2 separate regions of the Mus musculus genome follow, and region 1 is linked to region 2. A link is a loop called in an ENCODE intact Hi-C map of the cell type or tissue named here. Cell type or tissue: heart. All regions are shown on one strand.

The links. Peaks named below come from ENCODE experiments on the same cell type or tissue, not always from the same donor. Only the 100,000 strongest peaks of a DNase experiment are listed, where the experiment ranks them.
Region 1: it touches region 2 in a loop (2.3-fold over the local background); 2 of 42 quality-filtered maps call a loop at or near these places.

Annotation. Positions count from the first base shown.
Region 1 is chr1:37,535,091-37,543,090 of GRCm38, reverse strand. Mgat4a (mannoside acetylglucosaminyltransferase 4, isoenzyme A) reads left to right here and starts at 2,075. Exons shown (of 16, transcript NM_173870.3): 1 at 2,075-2,126; 2 at 6,687-7,052. The coding sequence starts at 6,959. In heart, a CTCF peak has its summit at 4,200 (motif pointing right); a DNase peak (open chromatin) is centred at 1,940; H3K4me3 peaks cover 1,464 bases; H3K27ac peaks cover 1,148 bases; H3K27me3 peaks cover 949 bases.
Region 2 is chr1:37,425,346-37,433,345 of GRCm38, reverse strand. It overlaps Coa5 (cytochrome C oxidase assembly factor 5), which reads left to right and starts at 3,243. Exons shown (of 3, transcript NM_198006.4): 1 at 3,243-3,477; 2 at 4,921-5,004. The coding sequence starts at 3,379. It overlaps Unc50 (unc-50 homolog), which reads right to left and starts at 3,207. Exons shown (of 6, transcript NM_026123.4): 1 at 2,853-3,207; 2 at 1,770-2,053; 3 at 675-795. The coding sequence starts at 2,049. In heart, a CTCF peak has its summit at 3,239; a DNase peak (open chromatin) is centred at 3,245; H3K4me3 peaks cover 2,650 bases; H3K27ac peaks cover 2,167 bases.

The DNA of each region.
Region 1 (8,000 bases), 110 kb before region 2:
CTCTGTGTGAGTGCCTTGGCATGCTTGTGACCCCACACTGAATAAATGCACAGAAGATATTATAAAAGGTCTTCAATTCATGGATGTCTATTGCTTCTTTTAACTTCTGATGTTTCCCTGTTTACAGAGTCTGAATATGTACTCTTCCTGAAGGTACCACTCCAGTCCGTACCCACATCGTATCTTTTCCTTTTTCTCCTCTCATCTGACCTTGATCTTTGCTTAGAAAATGTCTGTGAACACTCTCATTCCCTTCCTTTACCAGGGGGGAAAAAATAGAGAAAGCGGAAATAGGTCTTTTTAAGATTCATTCAGTCATCCGATAGCTGGTGGGTTGCTAAAGGTGAAAATGGAAACAGAGAAGCAGAAGTCTCTGAATTAAGGAGAATTGGGTTTAATCGCGGTTAGTTGCCTAAATAACTATTTGTATCCATGAAATTCTCTAGTTTCTCTCTGTATAACATTGGGATATCGGAAAAATGACTGTCTGTGTTGCTCAGTCTTTTAGCTGACCCTAACATAGCTCAAGGGCTGTTTCTCTCCTGTCGAGTATTTTCTTCCTCTGCTTGAAGCTGTGAACTGATCTGACACTCAGAACAGTAGAAAGGTAGCAAGGCCTGGTGTGTCTATGCTGACAGGAGAATTAGCAATTCACCCCAACCGTGTTTCAGACGCTGTGTCTGGTAGGGGTTCCATCTATAGTGCTTGTGTCCATCTTGAAGTCTAGTGCTGGGTTGCTAACTGTCAATGTTTTAGGCACAGTTATACAGGGAATTTAGCTCTATTTCCCCCCAAAGTAGAAAGCAAAGCTGCCACTGGGTTTATCATGCTTCTCCCATACCCCGGCTGGTGCAGAGCTGGGGGAAGAAGACTGTGAGCCTCTTTTGGGATTTTGAAAACAGCTTAGGAACAACGGAGAGAAATCTCACCACAGGAGAGCTGAGAAACCTATAAATATAATAGCTAATTATTAAACACTTAATTTTGAGACAAAAAAAAAACGTCCCCCCCAAAAACAAAAACCCCTCATTCCGATGTTGTATACTAGAGTTTTCTATTTTTGAATTACTGTCGTCTTCTGATCCAGATATTTATTGCCTTGGTGTTTGCCAGGAACAAGGCTGTTTCCTAGTTTTTTGATTTCTTGTATGTCTTTGCAGTGTTGTTGGGAGGATTATGGTAACAGGGAGGACAGACACATCTCTTATCTTATTAGCTCTGTAACCACAGGTAAACTCTTTAACCTTTTAAGCTCATCTGTGAGAAATGGGGATTAACATATATGATAAGCAATTAAAGATTTGCCGGGATTATGGTAAGAAGCAATTAAAGATCTTAATATATGCCAGGCTTGATAGCTAACAGATAACGTGCACAGGGGCAGGCCACTCACGTTTTCTATAGATGTCCATCCATTTCGATCTGAAACCAGTTTTAAACTTTAAGAAATGGTCATCTGACACGTGCTCAAGAGAGAAGGGAAGACTAACACTGCATAGTAGAAAAATCGGGGACATTAGCACTGAGTGGTGTGCCTTTAAACCCTAGTCATATTTGTTGCTTCTAGTTGCTCCAAATGGTCCTCCCTGCGTCTCTGCCTCCTCCTGGAAGCTGGAGGATAACGATGCTCCTCACTGATGCTGGCAGTGTAATGCTTGGAACAGCGGGCCTTGGAAGCTATGGTTGGATTAGAGCCAGGACCTGTCACCGCGCCTGGACCGCCAGAAGATGGGACCCAGAGCTAGGAGGAAAGGCCATGGTGACCAGGTTGTATTCCGTGGGCTCACTGGGGCCTTTGTTGCCTCCCGAGGTTGCATGCGCTCAGGCCGGAGGGTACAAGCCAGATGTGGCGGCTGCGCTCCAGCCCCGGCCGCAACACCGATGCAAAAAGGGGCTGGGGAGAAATATATAGGCTGCTCTATTGCGCCGTTGAGTGACAGGCTGGCCGGCCACTGGCAGCGGCGGCGGGGCGCTTAGGGAAGTGGCGGCCAATGGCTGGCGGGAACTGGGGCGGGGGCTGGGCAGGGGCTGTCCCTGGCGAGGGCGGGGCGCGCGGCCCGCGGCGGCGGAGGCGGCTCCAGCAGCGACGCCGGCGGCCGCGGCAGAAGCGCCCTGGCCCGCGGCAGGTGAGGAGCGCGGGGCGCCGGGCAGGGGGCGGCCAGGAGGAGTACGGCGGGGTCCGCGGAACACCCACCTGCTGGTGGCTGAGGCGGGGCGTCCCGAGGCCGCCGTCCGATCGCGCGCGCACCGGGCCTCGGAACCGGGAGCGGGGCGCGGGCCGGCCGCCCTCCGCGCCTCGCCGCAGCCGCAGCCCCTCGGTGCTGCGCTCCTTCCCGGTGGTTGGCCTGGAGCCTCGGGCGGTCCCGGAGCACCGGGAAAGTGCAGTGCTGTGTGCGCGTGCACCGAGACCAAGAGTTGCGGGCAGGATCCCGCGACTGGAGGGTTGGAAGGCTGGAGGGTTGGAGGGCTGGGGGGCTGGGGGGCTGGAGGTGGCGCCGCCGCGGGGCAGGTAGGGCGGGGGCCGCTTGCCTGCGGGGAACTAAGATGTTCCGGGAGGTACGGGGGGAGCGAGCCCGGATTCCTCCCAGGCCTGGGTTTCCTCCATCCCATGGAAGCGGCGAGTGGGATCCCCTCCCCGACCTCAGGTGGGGTCTCGGACCCCTCCAGGTGTGACAGGTGATGTCTGGAAGGCTTGGCGTTAAGTGGTGGCAGTGGTACGCTTCCCGCGCCCGCTTTTATTTCTCTAAGCGTTGTGATCTCAGGAGCGGGTTCACGGCTTACATTTAGAATTCGGAAATAGCTGTAGATGGTATGTTATCTTCTTCGAGCCTGCCATCTATTTTGCTGTTGTGCTTTTTGCTGCCGACAAATTATTTAGTAAAAGATAAAAGAATGACATGGTTATTCACTTGAATGTAAAAATCTAAATTTAGAATCATGTAACACGCGCTCTGTGGTTCAGGCTCCTTTCTCTTCCAAATGCTTAAAGAATAGTTTTACTAACAGGTTATGGTGACATAGGTTCCATTAACCCCTGAGTGTAAATCATAACACATACTAGACAATGAAATTATGTAAGCTGTATAAAAGAAATATTTATGTTCTCTAAGTGGAAAGGGCATGAGTTTTTCATAATTGCGGTTTATAAAGTTGTGCAGGCTTACGTCATGGTGTTCATTGATCCGGGGTGTCATGAATCGTGCCTCTTGTTCTTTCAGGCACCTCTGTTTTGTCTGTGGGATGCTGATGAAGGACTCTACCAAATGTTAACCAAAGTGTTCTTAGCCGTGGAACATATGGGATATTTCAGAGAACACTTTAAAAACTTAATTAAAAAAAAAAAACAAACCCAGATGCAAGATTGTTAAATCTATTAACAAAACATATTCCTCATTCTGCGGTTTAGAGTTGAAGCCTCTTTTGGAGGATGGAGGAATGGCTAGTTACGTAGTCATTTTTTTGTTCAAAGACTTGGTTGTTATCAATTAATATAGCCAGGACAGTCTTAAGGTAAGGGCGGTAGATAAGTATTCACATATGTGGCCTCGGACACAAATGTAGGTCACCTGTGTCTAACGAGCCAGCCTCAAGCTGCCTGGGGTGGTTTAAGGGTACGAGGTGTGTTCTGTTTCCTCCTCTCTGGAGATTTCATTCACGTGTGCTTCACGATGAAGCTTAGTTTGGAAAACCCTGGTGTAAAATGAATAGCTGCATTCCGGTGGAGTGTAACACTCCTCCTCCTTTTGAGATGTCAGAACTTATTAGTAGAATTCCCTAACCGTATCTTCCCTAAAATGGGGTTTGCTAACTTCTTAGGCCCAGTATTTAATACTCCATATGCTTCTGGGGTATTATGGATGGCTAATCTATAGCATTTATACTTTTATATAGGCTTCATTTGTATGTAATAAAACAACTTCTCTCTCTCTCTCTCTCTCTCTCTCTCTCTCTCTCTCTCTCTCTCTCTTTGTTGTTGTTTCTTGAAACAGGATTTCTCTGTGTAGCCTTGGCTGTCCTGGAACTTGCTCTGTAGACCAGACTGGCCTCGAACTCATAGATATCTGTCTGTCTTTGCCTCCCAAGTGCTTGCATTAATGGCATGGGCCACCACCACTTAGCTTAATAAAAACTTTTTTTTTTAAAGATTTATATATTTATTATGTATATAGCACTCTGCTTGCATGTATCCCTACAGGCCAGAAGAGGGCATCAGATCTCATTACAGATGGTTGTGAGCCGCCATGTGGTTGCTGGGAATTGAACTCAGGCCTTCTGGAAGAGCAGACAGTGCTCTTAACTGCTGAGCAATCTCTCCAGCCCCATTAATAAAACCTTTTAAATTATCATTTTAGAATGATTCTGCATATCTCTACTTCCTGATTTATGTCAGCTAGATATTTATTCTAATAATCAGCTCTACCTGCCCTTCCCCAACAAAATCCTCCCTGAAGCAAAATATGACTATATATAGACAGAAAGTGAAAAGTGTGTTTGTATAATGTCATACCAGGCTTAAAATTCCAAGTCACAGTTTACTGAGGTAGTGCCCCTGTTCTTAGAGTCAGAAGTCATCATTGAGTGTTTTATTGAGCTAATAGATTAGGTACTTGGTGGAATTTAAAATCATTGGATTTTGTTTTCCCAGTGAGGACCTTTGGTTGTAGGTGGTCAGCATGGGCATAGTTGGGATAAAGTTAGCCATGGGAGGTGAATAAATTAGGTCTTAGCAACTTGGAGAACCTCTTTGGAATACCAGGTGCTCAGGTAGTCACAGGCCGTGCAGTGGAATGTAGTGCTTCTAGAATTTTACATGGAAATGAGAGCTCCTGGCCAGAGAAACTAACAGGCAGGCTTTGTTGGGGACTCAGGAGGGAGGGATTAGCCAAAGGCTGCAGGAAGTGGGAAATTTGTTCAGAGTTGCACATTTGGACTGTGAAATTTTCTGTTCATTCTGTAGTTTTTATACCATAACAGGCTTGTGCCTACTGCAGAACAGAAAACATTTTTTAAAATGTAATACATTTGGAAAATTTATGTTTTCTGTCGAGCCAAGTTAACACTCAGAAAGGCTCTCTAGTCTCATCTGAGCTGCGACTGTCTCCTGCAGCAACTCCGTCCTGCTGTGGTGTAAGCGGTCAATCTGAGGGACAAAAGGCAGCAGATAAGAATTCTGCCAGGCCATGGTGACACACACCTTTAATCTGAGCACTTTGGGAGGCAGAGGCAGAGGCAGTGGCAGAGGCAGACAGATCTCTGTGAGTTCGAGGGTAGACGGTAGACAGTTCTAGGCCAGCCAGAGCAACACAGGGAAACCATGTCTCAAAAAGCAGACAAACAGAAACAGAACTTAAACCTAGAAGTTACTGAAACTGAGGTTTCTCATTGGGTTTACCTCCTTGTGTATAAAATAGGGGTTGTAACGCTTGCCCTGTAAGGACTTAGTGAAGGTTTAAGTCTTGTTACTGCCCAGAATAAAGGAAAAAAGCCAGTGAAGTATAGTAACCATCCTCACCATCACACTGTCATTTGTCCCTGTGTGGTCTTCCTTGGCTAGTGGAGATTCCCAGTGATTCACAGTGCTAGAAATAGCTGAGGTTGTAGTTTGTGAATTGCCTGCAAATGGCTGCTTTAATCAGGCGTGCCCTTCCACTGAGAGATGTGTCTCTTGGGCCTGATAATTGTTTTTGGAGGTACAGTAACTCACCCCACTAGAGGCTCATTTACTGTAGCATCACAGGAAGTGGTGCTACCCCTTGGTGCCACTAGAAATCAACGCTTGCCTGACAAGCCCCTAGGGGGTGAGACCAGTTATGTCTAGCGTGGACCACGCAGGGGCTGGCTCATCTGTTGGCTTATTTTTCTCTTTGATACAGTTGGTATTTATTGAAGGCCTATCTTGTGCTGGGCATTCTACTTAGCAACCTCATGCCTTTCCAGTTCTAAAGAATTTTAGTTAGCTGAACAGCGAGCGCGGTCCTCCTCATTTCTTGAGCATCATAACCCAATGGGGTAGGCTGTGGCCGAGAGAGAGTGGGCTAGATCACTGCCTCTTCTGAACGTGTAAATATTTCCAGCTGTCTCTCTAAAACTCAAGATGAGGATATTGATAATTGTAAGGATTTTGTGGTATGTGGGATACCAGAGTCCGTCGCTTTCTTATTTCATAGATGAAATTTGGAGGCATGGAAGAAAAGAGGCACGTCAGGGCATTTCAGTAATGCCATAAGTCAGCACTGGGCAGCAGACTCTTCAAACTATTGCAGTTGTACATTCCCTTATTTTTATTTATTTTCTTAACCATTGCTTGCTCTTATGCAGCGGAATAATAACTCGGGGAGAGGGGGATGAAACTTAAGGCTCAGTTGTTAGGGATCCCTTTGGGAATCTGTGAGCCCCACAACTTCTCCCTTTAAATGAGCAACCATAAATTTTTATGTTTTCCATAGACAGAACCAGCCAGGAAGGAAGGAATACAGTTTGAAGCTTTTTTTTTTTTTTTTTTTTTTTTTTGAGGAAAAAGACCCTTATAATTCTGCTATAAGAAATGAATCATTTTAATATGGGGGTGGTCTTCATAAGTACAGTTTAGGCTTGACAAGAGTCTGCCTTTGACACTGAATAATAAATGGAGAAACCTCTGGTTTGTATTATTTAGTGAGTTTTCCTTTCGTTTCTTTCCCTGACAGGAAGAAGAAAAAGAAGCATCCCTTAGCCCCCAGCCTCTGAAAACTGCGAAGACAATCTGGAATAGCAATACCCACTGTTGCTTTGCTGCCTGACGCCTTCTGCCCAGCATCTGAAGTGAACCTCAATCATCAATTCATCAATTGCTTTTTTTTTTTTTTTTTTTTTTTTGGCCCGGGACCAAGGCGTTCTGGATTCTGTTGATTTGAGGCTGGAGAGAGACCGGTCTTGCTTGTCATCGCCAACTTGCTAACCAGTGTGATGGTGAAATGAGATGAGGCTCCGAAATGGAACTGTGGCCACTGCGCTGGTATTTGTCACGTCCTTCCTTACCCTATCCTGGTATACCACGTGGCAAAATGGGAAAGGTAAGGAGGAGGTCTCTGAACCACTGTGGGTGACAGAGTACACCATGCCACAGAGGTGAGCCGAGTGGAAATAGGTTGAGCCTGCATGCCTGCAGCTCACGCCTCTGTCTTTGTTCTGGTGGCTTTTTTTGATACAAAAATGAAACAGTTTTCTTGGACAGACTGATACAGACTTCTGACTCCTGCCCGTTTGTTTTCAGTATCTTATGATCACACTTTGGAAAGCCACATTGTGTAACAAAGGCTTTTTTTTACAAGTCATCACAATCAATACATCTTTGGTGTGCTAAACCAAAGTTTTGTATACCAGCAGTGTTGTAGAAAATACTTCGAAGAGGGTGATCAGGGCCTTCAGGAAACATACATACTAGTTAAAGTCCTGACTTGGTGGTGTGTGGCTAACGCCTCGGGCTGCATGCCTTGACAGATTGCTCCTTTGGCAATCAGGAGAAATTCTGATCGTAATATTAGAAGTTTCATAAATTATAATTGTGTGGAGACTCTAGAACTGTTGTCTGTTGATTAGAATTACTCGAAGGGGCGATGGTCTTTTGCTCTTTGTTTTGTTTTGTTTTCTCTTTTCTGGCATTGATTTAAGAAGTGCTGACGGTAGGGAGGGTGGCAGTGTTGGGGATGCTGCGTAGTCATTGTTAGAGTTTATCACCTGGGGTATTTGACGCTTGTCTTGTTGACATTGCCTTCCTGGCCCATAAAGATGATTGATTTCTGCTGTGCATTTATGTCTCTATGCCTGTGTTAGTAATACATACCTCTCTGGGCATATATACTTTATACATTTGAACCGTAGCTATGTGCATATCTGCTTGTATACCGTAAGCAGAGGGACATGAGAAACACAGGTAATCTGTGAATAAGCCTTACATTCTTTCCCCTACTTTCTGTCTTTCTGAGTTGGGTTCTAGCTCAGGCACTGGAGAAATACAGGTG
Region 2 (8,000 bases):
GTTTCTAAATAAGACCACACACATGCCTGTTGCCGTGTGGACATGTCTGAAACGATTGCATTTTCTCTGCTCCCTCCTCAGTCTCCACCTTCTGAAGCCACTTGTTACATCATCACCCTTTGCCCAGGAGGCCAAGCACACAGGAACATTCTCTGAGGGAAGTAACACACTGAACACCAGATCTCTAGTCTACAGCCAACTATGGTTGTTCATTCAACCCCAGACAGAAGCAGGCTGACGGCCTTTGAAGGCCTCTGGATGTAATTTCTTCTCAGCACAGAGGAGACACACTGAAAACAAAACCCCTTTCAAACACCCCTGACTGATGTAAAACTCCAGAGGATAACCTAGATCTAAATGGACCGAAACAATACTGAAGCACTCATGCACCTGGAAATGGTACCCACTGACAAATGTAGAAAACAAAGCTAATCAGAACCATACATATATTATAAAAAATCAGAATTTAGCAGGGTAAACCATTCTGGGATTTGCTACAATGACAGAAAGCACCCATTAGAGTATTTTCTGACCTAGTACAGACACAGGAGCCAAGTTAGAACCATCCTAGCAGTCTGCCCAGCCACTTCAGCTACTCTGTCTTCACTAGTTACTGCCCCTCTGAAGGAAACAGAGGCGGGACAGCATAGAAGGAGCCACTTTACCGTACTTACCACATTAACGTTGAGATCAGAAGGCCAACACCCACACAATCTATAAACACAACCCACAGCAGCAGCTTTATTGTCTCAAAAAATCCCATGTCCAGCACAAAGCCGAATCCTATGGTGGACACTGAAATAAAGAGTTACAAGTCACTGCCAGGCTCAGGTACAAAACAGTCCCTGACTCCCATACACCCACAGTGTAGTAGAGGTGGCACACAGATGATGAAGAAAACCCTCATGACAAGGTACATGCAACTGATGTGGAAAGAGATGTCACCTCTGAATGCAGTAAATGACAGGACACAGGGCACTCAGAACACCAGTGTGGACGGGACGGCACTCAACTTACTCTTAAGTCCAGTTAAATGTGAAAAGCACCTACATACTCCAGTACCCTCTAGTTGACGGGGACTGTTGATGTTCTCCAGTTGGGGTACTGGAGAATCTAAAGGTTCTTTTCCAGTTTGATCAGTACTTTCAGAACTCTTACCCTGGAAGGCTGGGGGTGCAGCTCACTTGCCTGGTAGATTTAAGTCACTGGTTTCTATTCCTGGTCCTACCAACCCCTGCCCCTCCGCTTGACAAAAAACAAAAATAAAAAGATAGCAATCTGCCGGCCTTGCAGATTTGCCTAATTAAGAAATGTAATTCCTATCCTAATATTTCTTGGCACACACTTGGGTTTGGTTCTTATTAGTTTTGTTCTGTTTGTTTTAAAGTCAGCCAGTGTGGCAGAACACGACTGTCAAGCCAGCACTAAGAGACTGAGTTAAGAGCTTCCTGAGTGCCAGGCCAGCCTGGCCTACACATCTAGAAGCTGTTTCAAAAGAGAAGGAATAAACCAACTCTGGGACGAACCCCATGCCCTACTTTCATACACTGGGTACAGTAGTTTACTCTGGCGTGTTACAGCCAGCACTAGGAAGAACTCCACTTTCTTTCTTGCCAGTTTTCTCATGTTTTAGAAAAGACAAACAAATCCCACAGCTTCACACACCCCAAGAGTCTGACCCGCCATACATTATCCCAAAAGATAAAGTTTCCTCTGAAAACCCCAATTTGTTTTTCTACTATACTGCTTGTAAACTGAGACACACTTACCACAGAGCCAGATACTTAAGAGGACTAAGAAGGCAGGGTCATCTCTGGCCCACTGGTCCTTTGTTTGCTTCCGGTAGTGAAAGTTTCTATAAACCCTCTGAGGAGAGGTAAACAGGTAGAGCATCTGCCATGCAGCAAACTCAAAGTCCATCTGCCGAAATCGAAAGAGCCTTCTGAGGTACTTGTAGCGTTTTGCTCCAGCCGTGTGCCTTGCTGCATCCCTGGAATTTAATACTCCATTCCCGTGCATCGAAGAACTCAAGGAAGTACTTGGTAGCATCTTCCTAGATGGAATGAGAACATTTCTCTTAGATGTAATCTTAAATGTAATTATTTGGCTACTAGAACTCCTCGTCAGCGCTATGACGTTTTCTCTTGCCACCTTCAGAAAGGATTAGGGGCCAGAAGCTATAGAGTTGGTTCTGGGGCTTGTCTAGGGGCTGGCCAAGGGTAATGCCATCAAGGCAGTACCACAAACTCCTGTATCACCTGAAACAAGCACTTAACTTCAGTCGATGGTTTCCCAACCTTCACCTCAATCAAGCCTTTGACAGCTGCAGTAGCTCACTACTGATAATGGAGGCCAAGGAAAAAGCAGCACAAGGGGGTGTGCAATGACGTCCTCATTAACACGGGACAATGACCGAACACTGGTTCAAAATTCCGTGTTTGTAATGACCAAGATTTAAAACAAACAAAAAGTTTAATCTAAAAGCAAGGTTACTGAAAAAGTAAGACACACAGTTTATTTGTACAAGTCCATCGGCGATGGCCAGCAAGTCCCTGGTTATTCAGAATGTGACAATAAAAATTACACTCCTTGATGGTTTTACTCCTAGGATGGCTGGGTAGGAGGAATAACAGCGCGAAGGGGCCAGTCCAACTAGTCCGAAGCTAAATGACTGCTGGTCACCGCCCAGCCTACCTGCCCTCCGCGGCGCGGCGCGGCGCCCCGCCCCGCCAGCAGGTCTCCATTACCCCAAGCCTCTGTCAACTAAAAATACAAACGGCCCAGTGACATTTGACTTAAGAACAAGCAACGACAAGGTTTCAGGGTGTGTGTCTCCTTGCAAAATTTCAGACCTGCTTAGAATAGAAAAACGGCTCTAATCCTGCGATTCCCACGTAAGCGGCTGTCTTTGGTTTTACCCAGCAGCTCCACGGCGGGCCTAGGACTCGAGCTGCCGGGCGCCGGCCGGTCCCTCGCCCAGCCGCTGAGACGCCAGGTCGCGAGCTAACCGTGGAAACGGCCGACGGCACGAACGCCACCCTGCGCACACAGAGCAGGCCGCACCTGAAGGCCCTCGAGGCCTCGTCCTGGGCCCGGGACTACCGCCACCTTCCCAGGGCAGCCGAGCCCAGCCGCCGCTGGGGCCACTTCCCTTCCCGCTACGTAGCCCGCACTTGCGGCGCTCTGTATTTACGTTACGGACACGCACTTCCGCCACGCGTGCGCATACCCTGAAGAGTCGCACTCCTGGCGGAAGTTGTTGAGACTTTCTCCCACCCTCGCCGGTAGCTTGCCAGTGGGCGTGTCCCACGCCCTTCCGGGCCGTGCGGGGTGACCGAGGGCCGTGATCCAGTGTGGTGAGGGCGGTGGGTCCCCGCCATGCCCCGGTATTATGAGGACAAGCCGGAGGGCGGCGCGTGTGCGGGCGTGAAGGAGGATCTGGGTGCATGTCTGCTGCAGTCTGCCTGTGTGCTCCAGGTAGCGGATCTGGGTGGCAGAGCTCAGTCAAGACTGGCTCCATGATGGCCTGCGAGGGGAGGTCACGTCGAGGGTAGAGGTCGCGCGTCCGCTCCTGACTTTGGACAGGTCTCTTGAGCTCGCATCCCCAGTTCTTACTGGTGTTAAGTGGGAGATAACTTACTACCCACCTAAGGATTTTGTAAACCTTCAGCCAGCTCTGTTCAGGAAGCGATCCCTGAGTGCTGGCACGCGCCACCAGAGACTCCCACTCTAAGGGCAGCTGCCAAGGCCTGTGCCTGCGCCGCATGGCTACTTGATCTGTGGTGGAGAGTTTTGGTTCCTTGGCTTCTAGAATATGGAAGTATCTCATGGTGTGCCATAGTTTCTCTCTGCCGATCTTTAACCTATCTTAAACCTATAGCATTGCATTCTGGGAGGAATTCAACATAAGCCTTTATACTATGTGCTGCCTTGGGAAACAGGCGAGGAATGAGAAGGGCTCAGAGAAACGTAGGGTATGAACTCAGATGATCACAACGTACCTTCCAGTGGGGGATAGTGAGGAGAAAGGGGAGTGGGGAGAAGGTTCAGAACTTTCTCAAAAATAGACTTCTTAAGATTTTATGACTCTTGGAAAACCAGAAAAGTTGAAACTTCCAGAGGGAACTCAGTATGGTTTTCCCATTACTGACCTTGACCTCAGAAGAGCAAGGCCTCTTGCCCGCTGACTCATCTCTCCAGCCCCTCCACCTTATTACTTGAGATAGCATGTCAGTGGACCTAATTGGCTAGCCTAACCAGATCTGCTTGGCTCCACTCCCATTCTGGGATAAACGACTTCTGCCACCATGCCCAGCTCTTTATGTGGGTGCTGAACTGGGAGCTCTCATGCACAGCAAGCATTTTCTTTACTTAGCCACTTTGCCAGCCCCTCCCTATTAACATTTATATACAGAGTTTAGTACTAACACTAAAAGGTCTTTATTTTAACACATCCAATTCATGGTTCTCATCCATAGGAAGGCTTATACAAACATTGACGATATGTCCTAAAAATCTTAGGCTCTGGGGGCTGGAAAATAGATGGCTCAGTGGTTAAGAGCACTTGTTGCTCTTACAGAGGGTCAGGATTTGGTCCTAGCAGCCATAAGGTGGTGCACAATCATCTATCCTCCAGTTCCTCCTGGTAGCCTCTTTGACATCCATAGGCACCAGGTCTGTATGTAGTGCATGTTTGTACATGCAGGCAAACACTCATAAAATTAAATTTCAAAGCAGACTCAAAATACTTACTTATTTGATAATCTTTACATTTGCTTTTCTTTAATCACCAAGGTTAATAAAAAGGAATTAAGAATTTTCTTAAGTCAACTTTAAAAAAAAAAACTACTTTCAGAAGAACAGTTGTCTGTGCTTTGTGGGACAGTCTTTCAGACATTCACATTGGTTTGTATATCACAGGAAGGAAAATCCCCACGGCAGTGTTTGAAGGAAGGCAACTGTAGAGCTTTGCAGTATTCCTTTTTTGAATGTAAAAGATCAATGGTAAGTGATGAACCATTTCAAAAGCTTATGTTACCTATACATAGAATTAAATGTGAATGATTTAATGGTCATACATCAGTTGTAGTGATATGGTTTGGATAATGGTGTGGGGACTCCAGTGATGAACATAGAGCAAGCATACCATGTTATCCTGTAGAGCAGCTGGCCCTCATGGTTTCCTGAAAGCTGGAGGATGAGGTCTCAGCAAGTCCTAAATAGGAAGAGCTGACCTCATGAATTCAGGTCATTGGCAGTTGCACACAAGCCTAGCAGGCTGAGGACAGCGTTGGCACTTCTGTCTTACACGGCCAGGAAGAAGTGTCAGTGCTTGAGTTTTGGCGTGAAAGATGGTGGCAGGAGGTCCCCAAATGACATCACTGGTGCCTGGGCAATATGCTACCATTCCACGACTTGAAAGATCTATACAGGTCTTTAGGATGGAAACAGGCTTTTCAAGGGGGAAAAAAATGTGAAGCAGAAATGTGAGCTTTCCTTGAAAGAGGCGCACCCTTGAGTCTGAGCCTATGTCTGCTGGCTTTGGGACTACACTGAGAGCTCATCGCCTGTGTTCATAAAGAAACAGAGGGTGCAGAGGTTCAGCACGAAGGAGACCGAAACCCAATATGGCTGCTGTGTCTCCTGGGTGACAGCTCTCCACCCTAGTCCTGCCACTTACGGAGGGCCTCCCCGTGCAGTTTTCTTGTCTTCCCTTGTGTTTTGTCAGCTATGTAAAATGCAAGCTTTTAGGCTTGTGAGGAATTTGAAAGTGTGGTCCAAACACTGGGAAAGCATAAAAATTAGTAGAGGAGTTAAAGAGTTCTGCTGTGTCATTGCATAAATGACAATAAGCTGCCTGAAATCTCTTACCTAGAGCTCAGTCTTTCTGTTTCATTTTCTTTTATTACTACTTCTTTCTTTTCCTCTTTCTCTTCCTCTTCCTCTTTTCTGGCTGTTCCTCCTCCTCTTCTTTTTTCTTTCTTTTTGAGATAAGGTCTCACTGTGTATATCTGGCTGGCCTAGAACTCACTCTGTAAACCAGGCCAGCCTCAAGCTCAGAGACTCACAGGCCTTTGCTTCCCAGGTGCTAGTGTTAAAGGCGTGTGCTGCCACATCTAGCAGTGTGTAACACAGACTGACTTGGAACTTGTGAGTCTCCTGCCTTCATCTCCTCAGTGACTCCTATGGGCACGCATTCATTCTCCTTCATAAAGCATTTTTTTAATATATATTTTATCACACTTTATCTGTCTTCTGAGTAATTATTTTTTAATAGATTCTTTTCTCATACAGTTTCCCCTCCCCCTACTCCTTCCAACTACCCCCCTCCCACCTCTTCTCCCTTCCAGATCTACTTCTTTTCTGTTGCTCATTAGGCTTCTAAGAGATAGCAACCAAACACGACAAGATAAAATATAATAAGATGAAGTAAAAACTTTCATATTGAAGTTGGACACAGCAACCCAACAGGAGGAAAAGAATCCCAAGAGCAAGCAGAAGAGCCAGGGCCCCACTCCTTCTCACAGACAGGAGTCTCCCATAAAACACTAAGCTCATAGCTAGAATCTGTGTACAGAGGACATAATGTAGGCCCTGTGCGTGCTGCTTCAGTCTCTGTGAGGTCATATGCACAAAGGGAACCAGAGGCAGCCTCTCTGATGACAACTGGGTAAGGCATTAAGCTAGGAGTAGAGCAGAAAATCATTAGAAATCAGTTGTTGTGTGTTTTGTTTTTACCAGTCATGTCTGATTTTACCTTAGGTCTTTGGGCTCTCTAGTCTGGTTTTTAGTTACCCAAGCAGCATTGGGCATGGGTTCCTTCTTGTGCAGTGGGTCTAAGTCAAATAAGATTTGGCTATTCCCACAATTTCTAGGCCACCATTGCACTAACATATTTTGCAGGCAGGACAGATTTTAGGTTGAAAGATTTGTGGCTGGATTGGTGTCCATGTTTCTCTTTGGTAGCTTGCAGAGTATTTTCCTGCCCCAAAGAGACTAGAATGTAGGGATGAAGGCTTTGTGTGGGCACCAGCTCAAATTCTCCATGTTCAGTGAGTTGTATGGATGTTGTCCTCTGCTATCAGTTTGTGGAGAGCAACCCTTTATCTTGGCATCAGCCTGGGTTGTTAGGGGATTTCCATGGGGACCTTCTTGGCCAACAACCCAATTGAGTGTAACTCGACCTGCCACTGGAAGCCTTGCCTAACTAGAAGATATGGTCAATTGGGACTCCATAGCCCCCATTACTAGGAGTCCCCATTGGGATCACCTTCATGGATTCCAGGAAGTTTCCAGTACACTAGGATTCCACACCATCCCTCAAAGTCTCCCCCCAGTTCCAGCTTCTCTTCCCTGACCTTTCTCACTCACTCCCTATCTTGCCTTGATGTAAACTGCCTTTATTATGTTTAGATTATATCCCTTGTATCCTTGATCTTTCCAAGACTTTCATCAGAGGCCTTTTCATGCCTTTGTTATCCCAGTTTGTTTATATGGTGGATAAGAGTTATTGATTTTTATATATTGAAACATCCCTGCATCCCTGGAATGAAGCCTATCTGATGATCATGGTGGATGTTCTTTTTAATGTGTTCTTGGATTTGGTTTCCAAGTATTTCATCAAGAAACTGCATCTATGTGCATAAGGGAAATGAGTTTGTAGTTTTCTTTGTAGAGTATGTGGTATCAGGGTAACTGTGTCCTCAGAAAATGAATCGGGCAATATTCCTTCTGTTGCTGCACCCCTCCAAATTGGAAAATCTAAATGAAATGGATAATTAGGGTAAATAGTACCTACTGAGAAAATTATCCATTTCATTTAGGTTTTTCAATTTGGAGGAGTGCAGGTTCTTATGTCCTTACGATTCTCTGGACTGACTCCGTGTCCTTTGTTATGTCCCCTTTTCATTTATGATTTTGTTAATTTTGATGTTCTCTCTCTCTGCCAGTAGTTTGCCCATGAGTTTGTCTATCTTATTGATTTTCTCAAAGAACTCTTC